Regions from separate parts of the Homo sapiens genome. Here region 2 is linked to region 1. Evidence: chromatin loops called from intact Hi-C (ENCODE). Cell type or tissue: B cell. All regions are shown on one strand. Links, peaks and the distances in the headings refer to the core of each region. The heading gives the core; the rest is flanking DNA.

Region 1 (11,916 bases), core at 1,768-9,767:
ACCAGGCAAAAGGCAAAAACAACCACCACAATAAAACCCCTGCCTTTTTAAAGGATGTGAAAATGGAGGAGGAGTGAGGCAACTGGTAGTATCAGAGCATTTCCTATAAGCTGAACACTTTCATCCTTGTGTTGTGTCATCCTCACTACAACCCAGGGGGGTAGGTCCTCCATTATTCCCATACTGCTGAGGAATCTGCAGTGTAGGGTGGTGAGGCCGTTTACTCAGGGCTAAGGTGGGATTTGAACTGAGGTTCTCAGGAGCCTGTTCCAGGGCACATTGGTGCCTCAAGACTTTGGAATTTTTTTTTTTTTTTTTTTTTAGATGGAGTCTTGCTCTGTTGCCCAGGCCGGAGTGCAGTGGCACGATCTCAGCTCACTGCAGCCTCTGCCTCCTGGGTTCAAGCAATTCTCCTGCCTCAGCCTCCTGAGCAGCTGGGATTACAGGCATGCACCACCATGCCCAGCTAATTTTGTATTTTTAGTAGAGATGCGGTTTCGCCATGTTGACCAGGCTGGTCTTGAACTACTGACCTCAGGTGATCCACCTGCCTCGGCCTCTCAAAGTGCTGGGATTACAGGCGTGAGCCACCACACCTGGCCTAAACTTCAGATATTTTAGAAACATTTTCCAGTGATGAGCTCAGAGCTGTTGGTGGTTGCATTTCAGAGACACCGCAGTGTCCAGTTTTCAGGCTGTGAAATCTGGGAAGTGCTATTGGCACCCTGTCAGTTGCATTTGGCATTGTAAACTACAATGAAACTGTACAATATAAAGTACAATGAACTGAAGCAGCAAATTTGCCTCTCTTCTTATATCTACTCCTCTGTGACCTTCAGAAAGTCCTCCCGTGACTAAATTAAAAGAAGCAATGCAGATAGAGCACAGTGACAGGCACATGGCACTGAATAGGTGTTCCATGAATGGTTTTTTGGTTTCTGTACACCTTTTCTTCCATCTTTTATTTATTTGTTTAGAGGTGGGTGGGGTCTCCTCATGTTGCCTAGGCTGGAGTTGAACTCCTGGGCTCAAGCAATCTTCCCACCTCAGCTCTCGAGTAGTTGAGAAGATAGGTACACCACTGTCACTGTCCCTAGCTCCACCTTTTATTTTTAAGGTGACACTCTTTTTTTTTTTAATCCAGGACAGCTAGCATGAGTAGGAGATATCCTAGCAGTAGTATCACTTGTCAGCTAATTGTTTTCATTGTATCACAATACATTGCTGTCAGTTTGTTAATCCTCAAATCCCTGACACATAAGTCCTACAGAAAACTGTTGTCATTCTTTGAACAACGAATGAACTGAAAATCAAATTAAGTGTTAATCCAGGCCAATGGGATTTAGATCTATGGTTCTTGAACTTTATGTTTCAAGGATCCATTTTATTTTATTTTATATTTTATTTTATTTTATTTATTTTATTTTTGAGACAGAGTCTTGCTCTGTCACCCAGGCTGGAGTGCAGTGGTGTGATCTTGGCTCACTGCACCATCTGCCTCCCGGGTTCAAGCGATTCTCCTACCTCATCCTCCTGAGTAGCTGGGACCACAGGCATGCACCACCCCGTCTGGCTAATTTTTCTATTTGTAGTAGAGATGGGGTTTCACCATGTTGGCCAGGCTGGTATCAATCTCCTGACCTCAGGTGATCCGCCTGCCTCGGCCTCCCGAAGTGCTGGGATTACAGGTGTGAGCCACCGTGCCCGGCCGAGGATCCTTTTTAAAACCAAATACATTTCTAGAAATCTACTTTTAATTCTTATATATCTAAGTTGTTTTACCTTTGATATCTAAAAAGTAGACCTATACTCTCATCTCTGTGTCCACACCCTTTTGTATTGGCTTCTACATGATTTCAGAGGTCACATCTCCTCTAATTTCTTTTCTCTAGTGCCTTCCTTTTTTTCAGAACTAGTTTTTGGGGTGGGGGGGATGTTCAAACCTGAACTACTGAGGACCCTAGGATTACATGGAGCAAATGTTTCACAGACTAATGTTAGCTCTTCATATCTCTGCTTTCCCTCAAAAAGATTTCATTGTTCCTAACATCAAAAAGCTAAAGTTAGTAGAAATTCTTTGTATTTCTTCAATCTCAAACCGAAAACTTGCTTGGATCAAGGTATCATGTCAGTCCAATCAATATAATGATTCTTTGAAGGTTCCTTCTGATTTCTTTTGAAATTCAGTTTAAAGACTCTAGCATTAATAATATGATATGGCTTTAAATAAATGTAACTTGTAGTAGTTGTGTGGTATGGCCACAACATGCTCCAAAGGATAATTTTAAAAAATTTCCTAGCAGATACTAGTTATAGATTAAATTGTGTCCCTGCCAAAATCATATGCTGAAGTCCTAATCCCCAGTATCTGAAAATGTTGCCTTATTTGGAGATTACTTGATAGAGATAATCAAGTTAAAATGACGTCATTAGGGTGGGCCTTAATGCGATATTACCATTGTCCTTGTAAAAAGGGGAAATTTGGACCCAGAGATGGACATGTACACGAGAAGATACCGTGTTAACATGAAGGCAGAAGTCGAGGTGATGCACCTACAAGCCAATGAACACCAAAGGTTGGCAGCAGAGCACCAGAAGCTAGAGGAGAGGCATGGAGCAGATTCTTCCTCACAGACCTCAGGAGGAACCCTTGATCTTGAACTTTTAGCCTCTAGACCTGTGAAGCAATAAATTTCTGTTGATTAAGCCAGCCAGTTTGTGGCACTTTGTTACGGCAGCCCCAGGAAATGAACGCAGTTTGAATAGGGAGGGCCTTTCTCAATGAAGCAGCACTCATGCACCCAGCAGCCTTTAAATGGATAACTCAACACCTACTGCTTGAACAATCCCATTGCCAAGGAACCCCACTTCACAAAGCAGCCCATTCACATAAATTACCTTCTTCCTTTCTTTTCTTTTATTTTTTTACATGATTATAGCCTAAGCTTTCATTAGCTTTTTAAAAATCACCCTTTTTTGGCCTAGCGTGATGACTCATGCCTGTAATCCCAGCATTTTGGGAGGCCGAGGCAAGTGGATCATTTGAGCTCAGGAGTTCAAGACCAGCCTGGCCAACATGGCAAGACCCTGTCTTTACTAAAAATATAGAAAAAAATTAGCCGAGCATGGTGGTGGGCACCTGTAATTCCAGCTATTCAGGAGGCTGAGGCAGAAGAATTTGCTTGAACCCAGGAGATGGAGGTTGCAGTGAGCTGAGATCGCGCCACCACACTCCAGCCTGGGTGACAGAGGGAGACTCCATCTCAGTAAAATAAAATAAAAATCACTTTTTTTATTCTTTAATGAAGCAGCATTCTTGGGTGCTTTTGTATTACTTTGCCATAGCACCAAGCATTTGAAGGTTTATAATTTATATTGGTTAATTGAATAAAGACTAGATTGATCATTACAAAATGTGTCAACTCTTTGAGAGGATTTAGTGTAAAATTTCTGGGTTAAAAAATGGGACATGATTTCAAAGCAGCCATTAGTGGTAGCAGGATGTGAATCGGTAGTACTTGCTTATGTCTGTGTTCTGTCACTTTGAATAATTCACTCCGTCATGCAGTGTCTTAAGGAAATTCATGAGCAAATATAGGGAAAATATTTGTTTAGGCTAAAGAATCATGGTACTAGTCATTTGCCAGCATCCCTGGATTTGTTTATTTTCAAGAAATTTCTCACAGATGTAAGTGACACGTGGATATTTTCTCTCAGGTGTTTTCCAGGAGGGCCTAGTAAACCATGTGAAAAATAATAAAACTTTTTCTGATTCCCTGAATCAATAAAGTCTCTTGAGGGGCAGTGTTTACACTGGGGAAGGGAAATGATTACTTTTTTCTGGGGTTAGCTGACTCTCACCAATGTCCATACATTTGAAAATGCTGTGTGTTAAGTGCCCCTTTCCCAGCATTGGTACTCTCTAGAGGTGGGCAGCAAGGATAGCTTCTTAGAGATGGCAAGGATATTTAGTGCTGGAGTTGTAATAAGGGATAAGGCAAGAATAAACTTATCTTCATGGAGCTTACCTTTGAGTTTGGAATGCTCATATATACTCAAGCAACTAAGGTATAAACACCAGGATGTTGAGTGTTCCAGCAAACCTGGAGGGCCAGAATACTGGGGGGAAAGTAACAAACAAGAGGACTTTACCCTTCCATTCTTACAGGGGACGATGGCATGACTGGAATACGCTGAATTCATTCCCTCCCTCCTTCCTTCCTTATTTTATTGAGCATTACTACATGCTAGAGACTACTGGCAGTGGAGATATAAAGTTTACAAATCTGTAGGACTTTCTTAACAGACCTCATCTGATTTTCTTTCATACCAGTTCCAAAGTCCTTGTTTTGCAAGCTTTCCATGAATAGGTAAAGGGCAGTAGCTCTCCTCTGATCTAGTCCCAACCTAGCATTTCACATCCACTGTCAACTCTATTCTTCTTCTTCCCAGGTAACCTGCATTTGCACAGTAATAAGCTTTTCTTTGTATTGGTTGGTTGGGTGTTTAATTAGGTATGTTTTATATACCTCTGTTCAATTCTAAATATCTGTCTCAGGTGATTTGCTTCCAGAGGCAGAAGAACATTTTATGCAGCTTTTAATACAGTAATATGTGCATATGGCTGTTCAATTTTATTTTTTATGGTGACGTAATTTTGACATGGGTTAATTATTTTCTTTGAGGCCATGGTAAACTATTGTGTAAGAGACTAGAGGAGCTTAATCAAGTTAGTTGCTATTTAAACTAAACTTTTAGCAGGTGCTCACTTAACCTGCATTTGTGTACTGTTAGGGAAGAGACCCAGGAAAACTGAAGATTGGTGAAAGTCAGAATAGTGGAGGCCAGAAAGATTTTTGAAAGATCTGAAGAATCTACTGGAACCCTCAGCACCCTCATTTCAAATATGTTTGTATGGCAGGCTGCATGATGCAGGTAAAAAAGATAAGAGCATTCCTAAATTTGAATTTGGGATCTGTTCCTTACTAGCTGTGTGACTCTGGGTAAGTGGTTTAACCACATCTGTAAGATGGGGTGAATTATCACTACATTGCAGGATTTTTTCTGAAGGTGGAACACACTAATATTCCCCTCTGATGGAGTCCTATGTCTGAAAACATGGCTGTTGAATTTTTTTCTATACCCTAAAACCTGGGGCTTTATTGTTGTGATGGTGAACCTTAGCTTTGGTGGATATTCCTGTGAGCCTGCTTTTTGTCTTAATGGTGCTCCTTTTCCTGTAGTGTCATGAGTTTTCAAGTTATCTATAAGCTGAGAGGAAATACAGGTGCATTCGGGTTATATGTGCAAAGGGCCTGCTAGGGTAAGATTCCATTTTCAAACTGTGTATGTGATAACCTGTTGTTGATACATGCTTCAAATAAAGATAAAGTGTTATGCCCTCTCTTTCCAATTTATGGCCTCAAGAAGAAACTGTATTAATTTTAAATTAAAATAATATTGTTTCTTCTAGCTTGCTAAGAGGTGTGTGTGTATGCATTTGTGTGTTTTTGTGAAATTGTGTGACTGAGATTATGTGTTTTCCAAAAAGGATCATCTTATGTAACAGACTTTGTTTCAACATTCAACCTCTAGATGGCAGTTTTGTGTATGTATTAGTAACTATTAGAAGGTCCAGTTGAAAATCAGCTGTCCTATATACACCTTGTATACATTGACAGAAGAGTGTGTGTGTGTGTGTGTGTGTTTTCTGTAGAAAAAAATAATCATGAGAGTATTATTCCTTAAAGGAAGAAGAGTATCCTAAATGACTCATTCATTCTCTAGAAATTCCTTCCTCCCACCCTTTCATCACAAATCATTCATACCCACTTTCTTGCAAAAACAAACATGCTCAGTTAGTTGGGCCTCTGTTTAAACATTACCCTTTACCTGGCTCTTTGAACTAAAGTGCCAGGCCCTTTGCTTTAGGAATGGCTTATTTAGGATGGTGCAGAAAAGATGAGTGATTTCACTGTCCTGTGTGTGCTGAGAACCTGGCAGTCCTACTTTTCCCTCCTGGTGCAACGTGCCTTTATCTTTTGCAACACATGAATCCATTTTTCCTGGTTTCAGACTTCCCCTCCCTCCCCTTCTCACCCCTTGTTTGAAATAATATTTTATTTTGCCTTCCTGCTGGTTGGATTAGAGTGCTGGTCTCAATGCCATGACATTTCAGGCAGGAAATGGAGTTTTCCTTCCTCAGAGGGTGTTATATGACTCTGACTTCCATGACTTGAGTTGGGAGACGATACCATAGTTTCTGAATTGCTTTTTGGCTGTTCTGTAAAATAAGTTAGTGGAGAAGTTCTTGGAGTCTTAGAATTCATGTAGTTTGAACTTGTCATGGAGTTTTTTTTTTTCTTTTAATTAAATGAGAGCATGCCTGTTTGCTGTTTGATTCTGGTTTAACAAAGAATGGGGTATGGTGGTTAATGGACTTGATTGGGAGGGTGATTGAGGCAACCCTATTTTTACTCTTTAGTCTGCCTGGTGAAATATGGAGTTTTATTGGTTGAATATACCAGTTTATTTACCAATTTCTAAATATAAAATGAGTTTGTCTTTTTAAAATCAAAACCAAAAATGAGCTATTATGTAATTCTGGATAGAAGAAACAGTTCAACCAGTACATTCCACTTATGTACATTTCTGTTGATTGTGAGATAGAATAGTAAAAATGAAAAAAAAATACATGAAACAGAAGCTATATTTTCATAGTTTGTTATCAATAGTAGTAACAGGTATTTGCATTCTCCTTGAGTCTCACTCATCCCATCAGTGAATAATGCCTTGTCCTTGTGCAGTGTGTTAACATTTGCTTGCTTCTATGTCCCTGATACCTAGCATGATGACTGGCACATAATAGGAACTCAGTCAATATCTGTTGCATTTAAGAGCCATGCAATTTAATATGCCAAAGATGTCTTTGGGCTTCCCGATGTTTTACGACTTCAGTCTCTCATAAAAATGTAAGAACTTATCTGATGTGGTTGGTGATACCTACTTTTTAGACTATTATTATTGCTATGATCCTAATTATTTTAGGAACATTCCTCTAAAAATACTAAGGTTGCAGGCTTTAATAGGTTATGATTCATTCATTTATTAGGATCAGATCCTTTTTTTTTTTTTTTTTTTTTTGATACGGAGTCCTGCTCTGTCGCCCAGGCTGGAGTGCAGTGGCGCAATCTCCGCTCACTGCAAGCTCCGCCCCCCGGGTTCGTGCCGTTCTCCTGCCTCAGCCTCCCAAGTAGCTGGGACTACAGGCGCCTGCCACCGCACCTGGCTAATTTTTTTGTATTTTTAGTAGAGACGGGGTTTCACCGTGTTAGCCAGGATGGTCTCGATCTCCTGACCTCGCGATCCACCCGCCTCGGCATCCCAAAGTGCTGAGAGGATCAGATCCTTTCTAAATAATTGATTAGAAGCTACTTCCAAAACCTTCTTAGAGGGTTGACCCTTGCTTCCTCCCTCCCTCCTCTTTCCAACTCTCCTTCCCTCCCTCCCTCCTTCCTTCCTTTCTTCTTCTCCTTAAGATGCTGGTCTTTCTGGATCCCAGGACATGTATGCTACATGCACAGGGGGGCAGTACAACATTGTCATTAAAGCATGGGCTTTGCTTTAGATTCAGGCACACCTGGGTTCAAGTGCAGGCTTTGGCACTTACTAGTGGTGTGACATTATGCAAGTAATTTATGTGAGTCTCAGTCTTTTCACTTTTAAAAGAAGAAATAATGGTAGTGTCTACTTCATACAGTTATTGTGAAGAATGAATGATAATACAAGTAAAGTCCTTAGCACAGTGGTTAGCACATAATAAACACTCAGTAAATCTACCTGTGGTTTGGGGGCTGCCAGTTGCAGCATCTTCTGGTTTCTTACTTCCTCTGTCTCTCACCTGTACCACACCCAGATTATCATGGCATATTATTAATTCTTTCCATGCACAAAGGTCTTGCAGAAGGACCTCAATGGTTTATTACATCAGAGCACGCATAGTAGTGCAGATTCATATGTTCTGTCTCCAAATAGTAGATTACCATTGCCTTCCAGTGATGGCACTGTGTCCTTGAGTATTGGAAGAAAAAGGGAAGTAGCCCAAGTTCCTCCTTTGTGGATGACCTGGAGATACTCTCCTGAGTTTGACTGTAAGGTGAATCAAGAATATAGACAGGCATCCTTCATTGTTGGTCTTAATGCATGAGATGGATGACTTTATAACATGTAATGATGACCTAGGGTGAAGCTCAGATAGATTCAGAGGAAGACACAGACAACAGAAGTTGCAAACTGGTGGTCCACAGACATGCTTGGTTTGGCTTGAATAGTGTTTGAGGCAACAGTTTAAAACTGAAAAAAATCTTTAACTGCTGATCATGCCTTCCCGCATGCCAGCTACCGGTTGAGCTGAATGACAGATATTTCCTTTAGGTGGGGTGTGTGCTCTCTGTTCTGCCGCAGTCCCCACCATGCCCTGTTGCCCACCTCCCCCATGAAGACGAGTGACAGCTTTTTTGCTTTGCACTTGCACTGTTGTTTTTCCCACAGAGGGGAGATAATTCTTTGTTCTTTGTTTCTATCTGAAAGTAAAACTGCAAAAGAAAAAACCAAGAGCAACATAAGACCAAGTCTATTTTCCTTGGATTAAAGAATTTCTTATCCAGTTTCCCTAATTTTTCTTACTTACCGAGTCTCCGTAGACATTTGGGTCTGTAATCTCATAAACAGACATGGAAAAGGTGTCATTCTCCAAGATTATTCTATGTGGCTTTGGCCATATCTTTGTGTAAATGAAGCTCTTCTGAACCCGAACCATTGCATTGTCCAGGAACTGTTAGGAATTCATTTTCCCAGTAGCACTTTAGAAACAAAGGACCACTTCCCTTCCCTGGCACTTGCAAAACTCTTCTTGCAAGTGGATGGCAGCTGATGCTCCATTCCTTATCATTCCCCTTTGTCTCCTAAATAAGCATAAGGGGCAGGTTTCAGACACAGGCTTTGAGATTGTGTGTTCCTGTGGGTGCCTCAGCTCTTCTACTTTGAATTTGACCCTTAAATATACAGTAGTGTGGATGGAAGCTGGGGAATGAACTCTTGCCAACAGAAGATTTATAGTCTTATGAATGAGTAAATTCTAGATCTTTGGAGGTTGATTTAGAAAGAACGGTACTGTTAAATTCTGAGTGTTTTTGTTTCAGTGGGGTGGAGTTAGTAATAGCTTTTCCTTGTCCAATAGGAAGTGGGTAAATTGCCAAACCACTGAGATCACTATTGTTGACTCAGATTCAGGAATAAGATTAGCGTAGGAAAGCTGTCGAGTAACCCTGGAATTGGGGCTGGTTGTGATTCTGTTTGCTCTTGGCTGGTGAGGAGGCTATGAGTTGGTATAGCCAGTGGTCCCAGGATCCTGAATGTGTTGCTAAACCATATACTGCTTTCCATGGGCTGTTTTTAGGGGCCAGGGTTGGAGGAGATATGGTGTTGGGTAGCAACTTGCCCTGTAATAGATGGAGAGCTGTTTTCTCCATGGCTCCTGCAGTGTGAGAGGTGAGGTGCCAGCTTAGAGAAAATTCCAGATCCTCGTTCATGATTCTTAAGCAGATCCAGATTCTTAAGCAGATCCAGATTCTTAAGCAGATATAGCACTAAGGACATATTCAGAGTGAAAAGGAAGTGCTGTATTTTAAGTGGATTCTTAGGGTTGAGCTCTACAGAGGATTTTTAAGTCATTTGCTCCTTCTCTCATCTGGCGGGTGGAGGGAGCTCCTTGGCAGATTTTTTAGAATTTGCCAAAGACCCCTTCTCTGTTCTTATTAGTTATCAGATGTTAATTTTAAAAGGGAGTGGTAGGCCACTTTGTTGCGTTACTCAGGAGGAGAAAGGAAATGGCCATTATGTCAGTGCAGGTGTGTCCCTTCAGCCCTCAGCCCTGTGTGCTTTGTGGTAGAGGCATGAATTTCAGTGCTGTGTATGAGTGTGTTGGGAGTGGGAATCACACATGTCATTAGCACCTGTGGGTTGTTTCTTTTCCCTTTGAAACTATACACACCTGCCCTTCTGCAGCCGTAATTTTAACCTTACCCCATACTTACCATCCTGTTCCTGCTCACCCCACCTCTACCTGCCCCTGTGATTACAACTAATTTTTGGAGCATTCATCGTGTGCCTGACACTTTGAAATGCCGCATACACTTCTCATATAACCTTCCCAGCATGCCCTGAGGTGTAATCCTGGTAACGCTGGGAGACAAGTAATTGAACTGCTCTATGCTACTGTTCTTTAAAACATAGGTAATAAGAGTAGCACAGAATAGTTCAGTTGCTAGTCTGCCGTGGTTATACATCTAGGAAGCACTAGAATCAGGATAACTAGTGAGCCTAAGTTATTGATGAGAAGTCATAGCTCTTGGGTATTTAAAACGATTTTTACTGAGGTGTAATCACAGTAAAATGCATGACTCCAAAGTCTGTATTTTAATAACTTGTTATACACACACAACTGTGTAACCACCCAGATGAAGATATAGAATGTTTCTGTCACTCCAGGAGATACCCTTGTGCCCCTTCTCAGTCACTGCCCATATCTCTTTTCAAAAAAAAAAAAAAAATCACTCTTCTGACTTCTGTTGCCATAGATGAGTTTTGCAAGTATTTGAACATCATAGAAGTGGAGTCACACAGTCACATAATCTTTTGTGTCTGGTCTCTTTCCCTCATCATTATGTCTCTGAGATTCATTCGTGTTGTTGCATTTAGCAGTAGTTGACTCTTTTTTTAAAAAAATTGTTGTATGGTATGCCATTGTTCAAATATACAACAGTTTATCCATTTATCAATGGATATTTATTTGTTGTTGTTTTTGCAATTTTTGGCTATTCTAAATAAAACTGCAGGTATTCCTGAATGCGTCTTTTGGTGGACATATGCACTCATTTCTCTTGAGTATATATGTAGAGGTAGAATTGCTAGGTCATAGGGCAGGTTTATGTTTAGTTCTAGCAGATATTGCCAAAGTAGTTCCATCAACTTATTCTCCCATCAGCAATGTATGAGAGTCCCAGTTACTCTACATTTTTTGCCAGTATTGGTTATTGGTGGCCTTCTAATGCCCTCTATTCAGGAGGGTACTTGTTATATCTCATTGTGGTTTTAATCACATTTCCCTCATAAGTAATCAGTTTGGGCTCTATTTCTTAGCCTTATTGGCCATTTGGATGTCCTCTTTTATGAAGTGCTTATTCAAGTATTTATTGTATTGGGTGGTTCATTTTTTCTTACTCACTTGTAGGCATTCTTTACATATTCTGGATATGATTCTTGCAGGAGATAGATATTACAGATATCTTCTCTCACTCTGGTTTGACTTTTAATTTTTTAAATAAAAGTAATTAAGTAATTAAATTCATCTTTTGATGAGTGTAAGTTCTTCATTTTGGTGAAGTCCAATTTTTCAATATTTTTTCTTTATGATTAGGACTTTTTGTGTGTGTGTGTTTTTTTTTTTTTTTTTAAAACTCATTGCCTTTTCCATCTCTTGAGTATTTTAAGACAGATAAAACATGGAGAACCACTTCTATAGAAAGTAAGCCCCAGTTATTCTGGACGCTATTGAATTCTTGTTTTGGATTAGCTCGTTGCCTAGAGTAGCGTTGTAAGCCCTCATATTTATGAAGCACTTTAGGTTTTTACAGAGCTCTTTATCATTCAATCTCATTTAATCCCGTGCAGGAGCTCACTAAGGTGTTTGCAGAAGTGCATGGCTGATTTTGACACCAGAGGACTTGGGTGGTCAACGTGAGCTCTCTGGGGGCTGCGGTGCCATCACATTTGCCATGGCATTGTGCACAAGAGTTAAGGGTTGGAATGCCTGTGTTCACATCCTGGCTCTATTATCTTGCCAGCTCTGTGATTGTG
Region 2 (11,916 bases), core at 1,886-9,885, 1.2 Mb after region 1:
AACTGCAATAGTCTTTAAAAGTTATCAGTATTTAAAAAAAATGGTGTAGTATCATGTTTAAGAACATAGATTTTGGATTCCAGTTTGACCACTTCATAGCTATGTGACCTTGGACAATATTATTTACCTATCTATGCTTGAGTTTCCTTAATTATAAAATAGGCATAATAACACCTAAGGCTGTGGTGAGTAGGGTAAGTCTTCAGTGAGCCAAATTTTAAGTGGATGCCACAAAATCATATTTTAACGTAATTTAAAAACAACCTCAAATTTAATGCAAAAAAAAACCATGATGAACAAAATATCAAAAAGGCTTTGTGTGTGAATGACTGAAAATACTGACCTTTAAATCTCTTGGAATTTTAACAAAAGGTTGTAGAGTCACATACACAGCCTTTTCTCACTGCCACTGTTGGGTAGCCATTTTGAACTTTCAGTATCTTTTGATTTAAAGAGTCTGAGAATGTTCACAATTATCCAGTCTTGCTTATGCCATATTATTGACTCATTTTATTTTGTTTGTTTTACTTCCCCCACTAGAATTTAATCTCTATGAAGGCATGGATTTTCTAAAACATGTTGAAGCTGAAATAGTTTTAGATTTACAGAAAAGCTGCAAAGGTAATAGAGATAATTCCCATATATTCTTCATCCAGCCTCCCGAATGTTAACATCTTATAAAATCATGGTACATTGATTAAAACCAAGAAATTGATCTTCATAGTATTGGCACAATAGTATCGAATGAACTATATATTTCATGTAGATTTCTCCAGTTTTTCTATTAACATAATTTTTCTGTTTCAGGATCCAATTCAGGATTCACATTGCATTTAGTCATTATGGCTCTTTAATCTCCCCCAATTTGTGACAGTTTCCTCTTTCTCTTTCTGCTTTTCATGACCTTGACACTTTTGAAGAATACTAGTCAGATATTTAATCAAATGACCTTCAGTTTTGGTTTGTCTGATATTTTCTCGTGATTAGACTAAGGTTATGAATTTTGGGAAAGAATATCAGAAGTGATTAAAGTACATTAAAAAAATCTCATTCAGTGATGTTTCCTCAGCATCTAGAATTGTGCTTGGCATATAGGAACATTAAAATATTTGTCAGTTATTTGAGACAGAACTTATATGCATCTACCTGATGATGTCATGGCTGAATGATGTGTATATACAGATTTATAGCTATTAATTTTTTTCTAAAAAAAATGCTTGTAAAAGGTTTCTAAAGAAAACTGACTTCACTGAGACATGTACTTACATCCTAAATCAAGGTGAAAATGCTGTTTTTAATTAACTCTAAGTTATTGACTGTCAGAAAACAAACAAAAGACACGAAAATATAAGAAAGCTAGATTTAAGTACAGTGTATGAGATTCAAAAAATACTCACTAGTTTCTCTGCCAAATCATACAATGTTTTACACTTAAGTAAGAGTTGGAATTTGTAGAAGGGAAGCAGGTGGGTCTTGCTATGCTCTGTATTGCCAGCATCCAACATCTTATGTGCCCCTCATGGGTGCTTTACATGAGCATTTGCTTACCCCAATCTGTGCTACTCAACATACTGCACGAGGAAGTGCATACTGGTTCCTAGGCAGCCACTCCAAGTGGTTCGGCAGAAATGTCACAGGCTAATATTGAGTCAAACAAATAATCATTCAAATTCTAGTTCTACTAGGGCAAGTTTCTTGAGCTTCCTGAATTCCATTTTCTTTGTGTATAAAAATGGAAAGCCTTTTTACCTTTGTTGTCAGAGGTGAAACAAAGTGTTTTTTTTTTATTTTTTTTTTTCAAAATGTTCAGCAGGAATCCTAGCACATAGAGGATGGTCAATAAAGAATCTTTCTTATCTTTCCTTCTGTTTCTTTTCAGCTTCTCATCCTCTCTCCTGGTGAAGATGGGAGGGTTCCATTATAATAGACCACTGCCCCCAAGGAGGCACACTATTGACAGACAGAACCGGGAAAACGTGTTTGTCGATTTGCCACTCAGAAGTGTCATGACCTTGGATAGGTTATTAACTAACCCTTTTTTTTTATCTGTATAAAGGAGATACCAGTAATTACCTCAAAGAGATGCTGTGAGGATGCATAAAATGCTTAGGACTCTGCCTGAAACAAGTAATTCCTAATACATACTGCTTGTTGTTATAGTGGATAGTTACATTTTATGCACATGGCAGGTGATGGTAAGACAGCTATGCGAGGGAGAAGAGGAAAATAAAACCAGATTTATTATGAAGAAAATGAAAAACAGCGAATGATGTGTTATAAGAAGAGAATAATTTTGCCTGGCTCAGTAGGTACTTTAGAGCTGACTCTAAACCTTTCATGATTTAAACTTAACAGTAAGGGATAGGGAGAGGGGAAGGGGACATTGCTCTCAATTATTGTAGCATTTCCAGAGGTTTGAAACATGGGTCAGCAAATCTTTTCTAGGAGAGGTCAGATAGTAGATATTTTAGGCTTCAGGGACCACATACAGTCTCTATGTCCTATTTTGTTGTTTTCTCAGAACATTTTTAAAGCATAAATACAATTCTTTGGTCCACTGACCAAGGTCTGCTGATCCCTGGTAAAGTCAATTACTATATTTGAGAGAAATTTGAAGAAAGATGTAATGAGGAGGTGAGCTTAAGGGTTAGAGCATTATATATTTGCTGTTAAGGGAGAGGAAGAGAATTGCAGAATGGACAATTAAACCCCTTGTCAAAACCACAGAATGGAAGCAAGAAAAACCCAGAGTCAAAATCCAAGGCTTGGAAAAACATTCCTTTCATATATAGATAGCTCGTGATTTATTTGCGACAAAACCAGCAGGAAATTCATTTGGCCAAAGCTGTTTATAACTATTAGAAGATAATTCTCCATGGGCCGCTTAGGTTTCTGCACATCACGTGAGCAAGGCACTCACTGCTCCTTTGTTCCAGACTGTCTTTTGATGAACATCTGTGCAGTGAACAGCCTTGTAAGATAGAGATGTTGTCTCCCTCTGGAGCACGGACCAGGCATGCTTACTGACTATCCTAGAAGATCTGGGTTCCCTAAAATAAGGCTGTTTTTCTGTAACACACCCACTGCATGTGATCATCTGGCCTTCTTAATGATGGAAAAGAATGCTAGGGTAGCTGTCTTTTATCTCTTACCCAAGAGCCTCATGTCATCTGTCAACATCCATGAAACTCTGGCAGATTTACTTCTTAGCTCGTAAGTAGGAAAATATCTCAACCCTTTCACATGTTTGGTAGTGATAGAAATAACAATGAGGGACTAGTTAAAGCAAGACAGCTAGAACACTGTTTAAAAATTTACCTTTAAAAACACGTTTAGGAACATCTTTAAATGGTATGATACACTGAAACAGGAAAGAAGGTGGAACGACATGGTAAACAGTGACCTATTTAGCCTGCGTGGGTGATTTGGGTGAAAGTATCACATCGCCAAGGTCCCCCTCACATCTAATTTGGCCATTTACCTACTAAAATTGTACACATTGTTCAAAGGGCTTCTCAAATACCACTTTTCCTGGAAGGGACCTTTTCTTCAAAGCTCAATAATTTATACTGCTTCCATTAGCATACCATTTCAATAGTAGTGGTCTCATGGACTTGTTGGCTTATCCTAAATGATAAATCCAAAAGATTCTAGAATGTGTATGTTGTTAATAAATGTGTATGTTTTCATTTCTTTAGCTATTATGGTTATTGTGCCAGTCTTATGTAGATTGTAAGCTCATTGAGATTAACGATCCACTTTTATTTATCTTTGTACCCAAATTAGGTATTTGTTATAGGCTGAATTGTCCTACCTCCCCCGAAATTCATATGTTGTAGTCCTAATCCCCAGGACCTCAGAATATACTGTATTTGGGAGATAAGGTCAACATACAAGGAATTCAGTTAAAATAACATCATTAGGATGGGCTCTAATCCAGTGTAACTGGTATCCTTACAAGAATCAGGAATTTGGACCCAGATACAGAGGGGAGACCATGTGAAGACACAGGGAGAAGATGGCCACCTGAAAGCCAAGCAGAGGCCTCAAAAGAAGTCAACCCTGTCGGGGGCAGTGGTGCGTGTCTGTAGTCCCAAGCACTAGGGAGGCTGAGGCAGGAGGATCGCTTGAGTCCAGGAGTTCTGGGCTGTAGTACCCTATGTTGACTGGGTGTCTGCACTAAGTTTGGCATCAATATGGTGACCCTCCCAGGAGTGGGGGGGGCCATCAGATTTCCTAAGGAGGGGTTAACTGGCCCCGGTCAGAAGGGGAGCAGGTCAAAACTCCCATGCTGACCAGAAGAAATCAACACTGCTGACACCTAAGCTCAGACTTTGAGCCTCCAGAACTATGAGAAAATAACAAGAAGAAATGAATTTCCATTGTTTAAGTCAAAGTCTGTAGGACATTGTTATTGTGATCCAAATAAACTAATACAGTGTTCAAGATTTAGCTCTTAAATAAATGAACTTTCTATGGAAGCCATCCCTCCCTGTGGGTTAGATATTTCTCCTACTTATTGCTGGCACTAACTTCTATCATATCACCCACTTATCACATTTCATTGTAATAATCCCTGTATTTATTATTAGTATATATTATATATTAATATATGGTATAATATATATTACATATGTTGTATATGTTATTATATATTATAATAACATTATATCTGGTGAAAGTGACAGAAAATCTGGTTCAAATAAGATCAAGCAAAATGGAAATCTTCTGACACTTCAGAAGGAGATCTAGCTTTGGGCATGTTTTGATTTAAAGACTCATATTGCATCACTAAGGCCAGTCTCTTTTCATCTCTTAACTGCCTTTCTTCACACTAGTGTCATCCTTAGACTTCATGTCATGGCAAGGCAGCTGCCAACAGATTCAAGCCTACATACTCCCAGGTCACTTGATACTCAAGTTTCAGCAAAATTCCCCAGGTTGCATTTCACTGGGTCAGGCCACACGCTTATCCCTGAAGCAATTAGTGGAAGCAAAGGATGCAACGCTCAGGCCTAGGTGGAATCCATGCCTTGCCAGGAAGTCAGAGGCAGAGTCAGACACCTGAAACCCAAGTACTGAGGGAGGGAGAGAGGGATAGGAGGTGCTTTCCAGAGGAAAATTGAGATCCAGGAGAAGGGAAATGGATGTTGGGTGGGAAATATCAAGTGTTCTTGATGCTTGTTTGTTGCTCTCATATGACTGTTAAGCTCCCAAGGACTAAACAATCCACTTTCTTTATCTTCTGGACCTAGCAAGTTCACTAAATATAAAATAATAGGCACCAGTAAGTGTGTATTGAATGAATAAATGCAGTAGATGCGGCACCATCAATGAAGCATGAGAAAGAGATTTCTGTTCCTGTTGCAACCAGGACAGAGTGGAGTTTCACTTGTCTCCAGAGTTAGAAAAAAGCCTGCAGCCTCACAGCCTGAGCCTGGCCTATAGAGGAAAATGGCCCTCTTCCCAGCAAGTAACACACAGGCAGTTTTGGTGAGACTGTGCATATCAACTTTGTGATCAAATTCTATCTGGATGTGGAAGAGCAGTTGAAAATGAAGATATAAACAAATGAGGAAGGTGTGACAACAGAAACTGTCCTAAAATTTTCTGTTCTTTACTTCAGTCGGCAAGTGGGAATGACATCAGATAGGTTACAGAACCACCTAGTGGTGAAAGAGCATCTATGCTGGTATTATAGTATAGACTTGTGAGGTCTGTGTGTATAATGAGCTTAATCTGCCATCCTGGGTGTGGGGGAATGTTGTGCCTCAGTCACTGAAGGGTCTAGGTGCCCTCCTTGGCTTCTGCCTCTTCTCCTACTTCTGGGAATGCTACTGAGAGCAGGGATTTGGGATAAAATGTGTCACCTATATTGGCTTTTCATCTCTACTTTGTTACAGGAGATGTTGGGGAAAAGAGATGTTGACATGACAAAGGAGGCTGAAAACGTTAGTGAAAATCTCAGTCCAACATGTTCTTCTCACATCTATCAACTCCTACTTTCCTTAGAATCTGTGAGGGTGGGGAACACATGAGGGACTTCCAATTTCTACTTCAAATACTTTTGTACTGTAGGAATCAATTTACAATATGCATGCATTGCTTCTGTGATAACAAAAAAGAGGAACCATTTGAAACAAAGAAATGGATGTCACTTCCTCAGGAGCTTTCCCTGATATTTGAAGAGCAGAGTGCAGAAAACCTGCACTGATCTATCTACAAATCTCCCACATGCATTTTTGAGGTGTACAGCTGGCATTACAAGCATAGACAGTGGCTTTGGCACTAAATGGTGCTAACTTTTTCAGATGGGAAGTTGATCCGTGGACCTTGTTAGCCTGGGAACTCTGATCTTCCCCCAGAGAGTCTTGCTTTGGGCAGTACAATACTACAGGCCCTTGCCCTTGCCCCTCATTCTCAAGGGAGGTGGCTTGCTGCAGTATTCGAAGGAAATGAGGCTGGCAGATGAAGATGACTTGGTACTTCATTCATAAGACGGTAGTCACAATTCAAAATGCAGTCGGTGGCCTAGAAGTGCAGCTCTTTATGATGTTCTACATAAAGAGTTCCAAAGGCTTTAGATCATAATACATACAGCAGAATTACTGATAATTAAGTACACAATATTTAGAAATGTATCATTCCCCAAAGCTGTATTTTGAGGAGGGTAATTTGTGACCTGATGGTTTGGAGAGGGAGAGACACCAGCTTCCAAAATACCAATTAGGAGAGTGTTGTAATAATACAGGGGCAATAACGATGACAATTGCCATGGCAGGGAAAAAAGCGTTTCTTTGCCAGCACTGAATCCTCATTGTGCCCATTACAGTGCCCAGCATAGTGTAGACCACTGATAAGCATTGATTGAATAAACATTTACATAACCTGGATGATTAACCATAGTACTGTAGAGGATGAAGGCATGGGTGAGACTTGAAAGAATACAGAAGACTTGCCTAGTTCAGAGATGTAAGAAGCTATGGGGAGAGAAAATCAAATGATGACTCTGCATTCTTGTTGGTTAGTGGTATGGATGTGAGAAAGAGATGGAAAGGGAGAGAGGGAAAGGGAGAAGAAGAGAGAAGTCAAAAGGGCAACAGGAGATAGGAAGGAGAGAGAGAGAGAGAGAGCAACCCACTGAGAGAGAGAGAGAGAGCACGCAATGTGAAGGGACAGACTTTCAGGGTAGAAGAGGGAGGAAGAGAGGAGTTCCACTGTGCATAACTTGACTTTGAGTTGCCAGTGGGGTATCTTAAAGAAATGTCTAGCAGGCAATTGATAATAGGTATTTGAGCATGAGTGTAGTGTTGGTGTTTGGGATATAAACTAGATAGATCTAACATGGAGGCAAAAGTTGAATCTGTAAAAGCAAACAAACTGTCTTGGAGGGCAAGATGTAAAGAGAAAAAACAGGGCTCAGAATTGAGTTCTTAGAAACACTCACTACTTCAAAATGTATTGGGAACGCTGGATAAACTTGAAGGTGACAAGTTTCTGCAGTTGCCAGTTGGACTCTTCTTTACCAAAGGCTAGGTAAAATTACTTGATATTTTGAATGTAGACTATATAGAGAGTTATTCAAAGCCAGGTATAAAGTGGAAAATCCTGAGGTACACAGAAGAAATAAAATATTCCCAACTCTTATTTGTGCTTTGTTTTAAAATTCTCAAAAGCAACTCCAGGTTCTTCAGTTAAAAAGTTTACAGCTAAAGTTTGCTGTCGTTTTAGTCCGTTGGAGTATCCTTTTTCCCTTCTATTTTTGCTTTTGTCTCCACTTTGTAAAGAGGTTGCTGAAACCTGTGCATCGAATTCTTTACAAAGCAACCCAGCCACTAAGGGACAATCAAAAAGGAAGCACAGTGCATTTATAACAACTTTGCTGGGAATTGGTGGGAGGGGAACCCAAAAGGAGTGCTGTCTAGATCAATGACCCCAGAGCACTGGGATAAGTTAATTGGCAAACCATGAAGGAACATAATGGGAGAACCAAGAGGGGCTTAAGCAACCTTTTTAGGATTAAAGGATAATACCTTTGGCAGTAACCATTTTTCACTTCCTTTCTTCCCAGTGGCCCTCTTCTGGTAAGTTAACAAAAACAGTACTTTCCCAGGTGTAGTCAGACATCTAGAAATAAGAAACTGCCTGGATGAGGTAGCTGCTGAGCACAATTACTGTCTTGGGTAGTGCTGAGGCACCAAAAGGTTGCTGGAGGGCATGTTGAAATAAACATACATCACTTTTACTGATGCAAGAGGAAACAATTTCTCTACCAGGGGTGTGTATATGTGTGTGTGTATGTGAGAATGTGCGTTACCAGCATCAATTTGGATAGGTAAATGGAAACGTGATTACTCCACAATGATGCAAGTATGATGGAAACAATGCACTTTTCACCAAGTAGATATCACATGGAAGCAGGACCCAGGTGTTTCCTTTCTGAAGGAAACTCCCAACAACACTGAACAACACTAAATCCAATGTCAACAATGAAATGCATTGACAGAAAAGTCCAGTGATTCTTAAATCAGATTCTTAAAGGCTTATAACACTGTAAATTCAGCTCATAAAACTGAAAAGGGGAGAAATTAAAAAGTAATCATTTTAATTATCATGTTTGTGTTACATTTAGCCAACCGCTACAATAATATCATTTGGCATGTTCTACTGTAATTAATCCAGTAAGTGTACAAAGTAAACAGATTAGAACTATTTATAGCTCTGAAGCTCAAGTGGAAATGAGATATTGCCCAAGTACAATTACAATAAATATAGGGCTTGTTGACACTCCTTCAAATTATGCTGTTAGGACTTTTAACCCCCCATGTTGTTCTTTAACTGTATCAGCCTTCAGAAAACAAAGAAAATTCCAACAGTGGCTCTCGTCAGACTTATTATCAGATGTACACATCAAAGTGAGTAACCAGGTCCTTGTTTTATTTGAGCCAAATTAGGTAAATCTCATTAAAGATATGCTAACTAACATATGAACACCAGTGCAGTTTTAAAAGAAATCTCTGCAATGAGGTACAAAGAACACATGATTTTATGAGTCAGTCTCACAGAATAAAAGTTATGGTCAAGATTCGTATCATTTACTGCCATAGATGCCTTTAGACCTTTACTGCCATAGATGCCTTTAGATAATAATGAATTATATATAAATGAAAGGAAATATATATCTGGCACAAAAGATAAAAAAATCTATATTGAGAGGACCATTTTTTAAAAGGTAATATCCCTCACTTAGTAAAAACAAATGAAAATTGCTCACAAGACAGCTGGTCAACTATTTAGGTATAATACGTGCAAATTAGGTCCAAAGTAATTATATTCACAATTGTAAGAAAAAAAATGGTCTCTCGTGATATTGCTGCTACAAGTATTGCTGAGACCACTACTGTCCGTAATAATAAATAGCACCTACTATCTATTGCACACTTTTAGTTTACAAGGCACCATATTAAGTACTTGGCATTCTTTCCCTCAGTTAATCCCACAAAGGCTCATGAAGGAGGTGCAGTAGTTATCCCTGTGCTGAGATGAGAAAACTGAGACTAAGTGAGGACAATTCCTTTATGATTCTAGTACAGAAGCTGGCTTTTGAGCTCTGGTTGATCAGATTACAAAGCCTGTGCTCTTAAACACCATATTGTCTCCTGACAATTTCAAATGAAGAGTCTGAGTGAGGACTTTTGAATGCAGATGAAATAGTCTGCTCTTTTTAATTTTATTTTTTGTAGAGACAGGGTCTCATTATGTTGCCAGGGCTGGTTTTGAACTCTGAGCTCAAGCAATTCTCCTGCCTCAGCCTTCCAAAGTGCTGGGATTACAGCTGTGGCCCACTGTGCCCGGCTGGAAATGGCCTACTCTTTGTCTGGTTTGAGTGAAGCCAAGAAAATCCACCTTCTGTTGCTTACAGAAGAGGCCACAGTTTTGCCTCAGTATATTGGGCTTAGGCTCTGGTTTTACCCCAACCACAGGTTAATGTAAACAGCTCATGAATATATATCTGTTTATTATCTACAAAAGAATGTCCTGCATGTGTGTAGTCATTTCACATAAATGGTCTCTTTTGATCCTCTCCTTGGTGAAGTGGGCAGAGGAAGCATTTTTATCCCCATTTTACAGGAAGTAGAAAACTTACTTTATTCAATGCTGTATGATGGATTGAGGGCAGAGCTAGAAGTAGAATCTATTTTTCCCTCTTCTCCCAACCATTTTGCACACCAGCTTAGCTCTTCTATGTGAGGGAAAGCAAAACAACTACAGTAGCCCAAAAGATTTTCCAGTCACCCTCCAAATGAAGTGAATAACATCTGGCTTCATGTTCTCATGTTATCTGTAATTTAAAACTAGAGGCAGCTATCTCTAGTTAATTTCAAAACTGAACCCAAGTTCACTAATCCAACCCTGAGAGACAGCTCTACTTCTCATTTGTTGTCCCAAAAGCCCTTTGGGGAAAAATAAAAATTGTAATTCATCAGTTCAGTGCTGTGTATGTAATTTATTTATTTTTTCTAGTTTGCCCTTAGGATAAAAAATAAATTATAAGGCAACATGAATTCCATTCAAATGTGTCAAATTATGGCTATACTCTTTGTTAGTTAGCTATGTAATCATAGGGCAAACACTTTGCATCTTTAAAATAACCTAAAACTATAATAATAACATCTATTTCACTGGCTTGTTGTAATATTTAAATGAGATATGCATGGGGGACATCTGTCAGGGTGCCTGGCACGAGGCATATGACAAGTACGTTTTAGTTGCTGCTGCTGCTGATGTCACTCTGCAATGCATTCTTAAATGCATATTCAAAGCTATGTACCCAAATAGTGATTATGCTTTTGTCCATTTATCTTAATGTTGAAGTTAATCAGATTTGTCAACTAATCCAATATACCATTCAACTGGGAATTAATATTGATTAATTTGCATCTCTCTTAATAAAGGATGTAAGGTGTCAGAGCTGTGAAGACAGTCCTTGCCCTGGATGAATTCACTTAGGCTTTCTCTTTACTTTCTCAAGTAATTATTAGGATTTCACTAAGTTGTGAGCTCCTTAAGGGCAGAGCTAATTGTTTTTATCTGTATTCTTCCATAGAATCTATCATATAGTAGCCACTCAGTAAACATTTGTCGAACATTGATTTGATGCCAGAAAACTAAAAGCTATTCATCCATTAAAATAATTTATATAAGCTTTGAGATTTCCAGTATATCTGGTCAACAAGAGCACCTCTAATTCTCTGGGATCTGAATTATATTCTCAGGCACGGACTCCTTTATTTTATTCTGAGCAGAGCTTATAACACAAAAGAAAGAGGGAGAGAAAAGGAGAAAAAATAAGCAGAGAAAGAAAAGAGAGAAATAAGGAGTGACCGTATAGAAGAGAGAACAGAGAATTAATAATTTTCACTTTTGTCTTTCACCAAATATCCTTCAGTAGTTTTTAGTATGACTATTTATAACTTTTACAGCTACAAGTAAAAAAGCTGTTGGTTTTTGTATTAAAATATTTCAATTAAAATGGTAGGACAACTTGGACCTGATTTGTCATTGCAGCTATTATCCATGGTTTGGAGATTCCCGGAAGTCTTATAGTAGCAGAGTAGAAGGGAAAGAGCATGAGGCTTTGAAATCAGACAGATGTGGTCCTACAGCAATCTGTATTACCTTGTCCAATTGAATTAACCTCTTAGAGCTTCAATTTATTTATCATTAAAATAAGACAATATTAATTCTCTTCTGAAAATTGTATCAAGATCCAGAGCACAAGCTCTGGAGTAAGGCTCAAATGATGGTTCCAACGTTTACCCACAGGGTAACTGTGTGAACTTCATTTTCCTTATGAATGAAAATAAATATTAACGATATTTACCTCATCAGGTAGGGAGGAGACAAATTAGAGAA

Evidence for each region. Hi-C counts contacts between places; a loop is a spot of excess contacts. Peaks named below come from ENCODE experiments on the same cell type or tissue, not always from the same donor. Only the 100,000 strongest peaks of a DNase experiment are listed, where the experiment ranks them.
Region 2: it touches region 1 in a loop (22-fold over the local background); 11 of 110 quality-filtered maps call a loop at or near these places.

The regions. Positions count from the first base shown.
Region 1 is chr5:142,916,737-142,928,652 of GRCh38, forward strand. The region is part of intron 10 of ARHGAP26 (Rho GTPase activating protein 26); the gene reads left to right. Among named protein-coding and RNA genes, the nearest start is that of ARHGAP26-AS1, 54 kb to the left of the region's middle. RefSeq lists enhancers at 1-387, 388-888. In B cell, for the core only: CTCF peaks have their summits at 5,579 (motif pointing right) and 5,788; a DNase peak (open chromatin) is centred at 5,605.
Region 2 is chr5:144,136,815-144,148,730 of GRCh38, forward strand. It overlaps the pseudogene RN7SL87P. Among named protein-coding and RNA genes, the nearest start is that of YIPF5, 28 kb to the right of the region's middle. In B cell, for the core only: CTCF peaks have their summits at 5,655 (motif pointing left) and 5,880; a DNase peak (open chromatin) is centred at 5,547.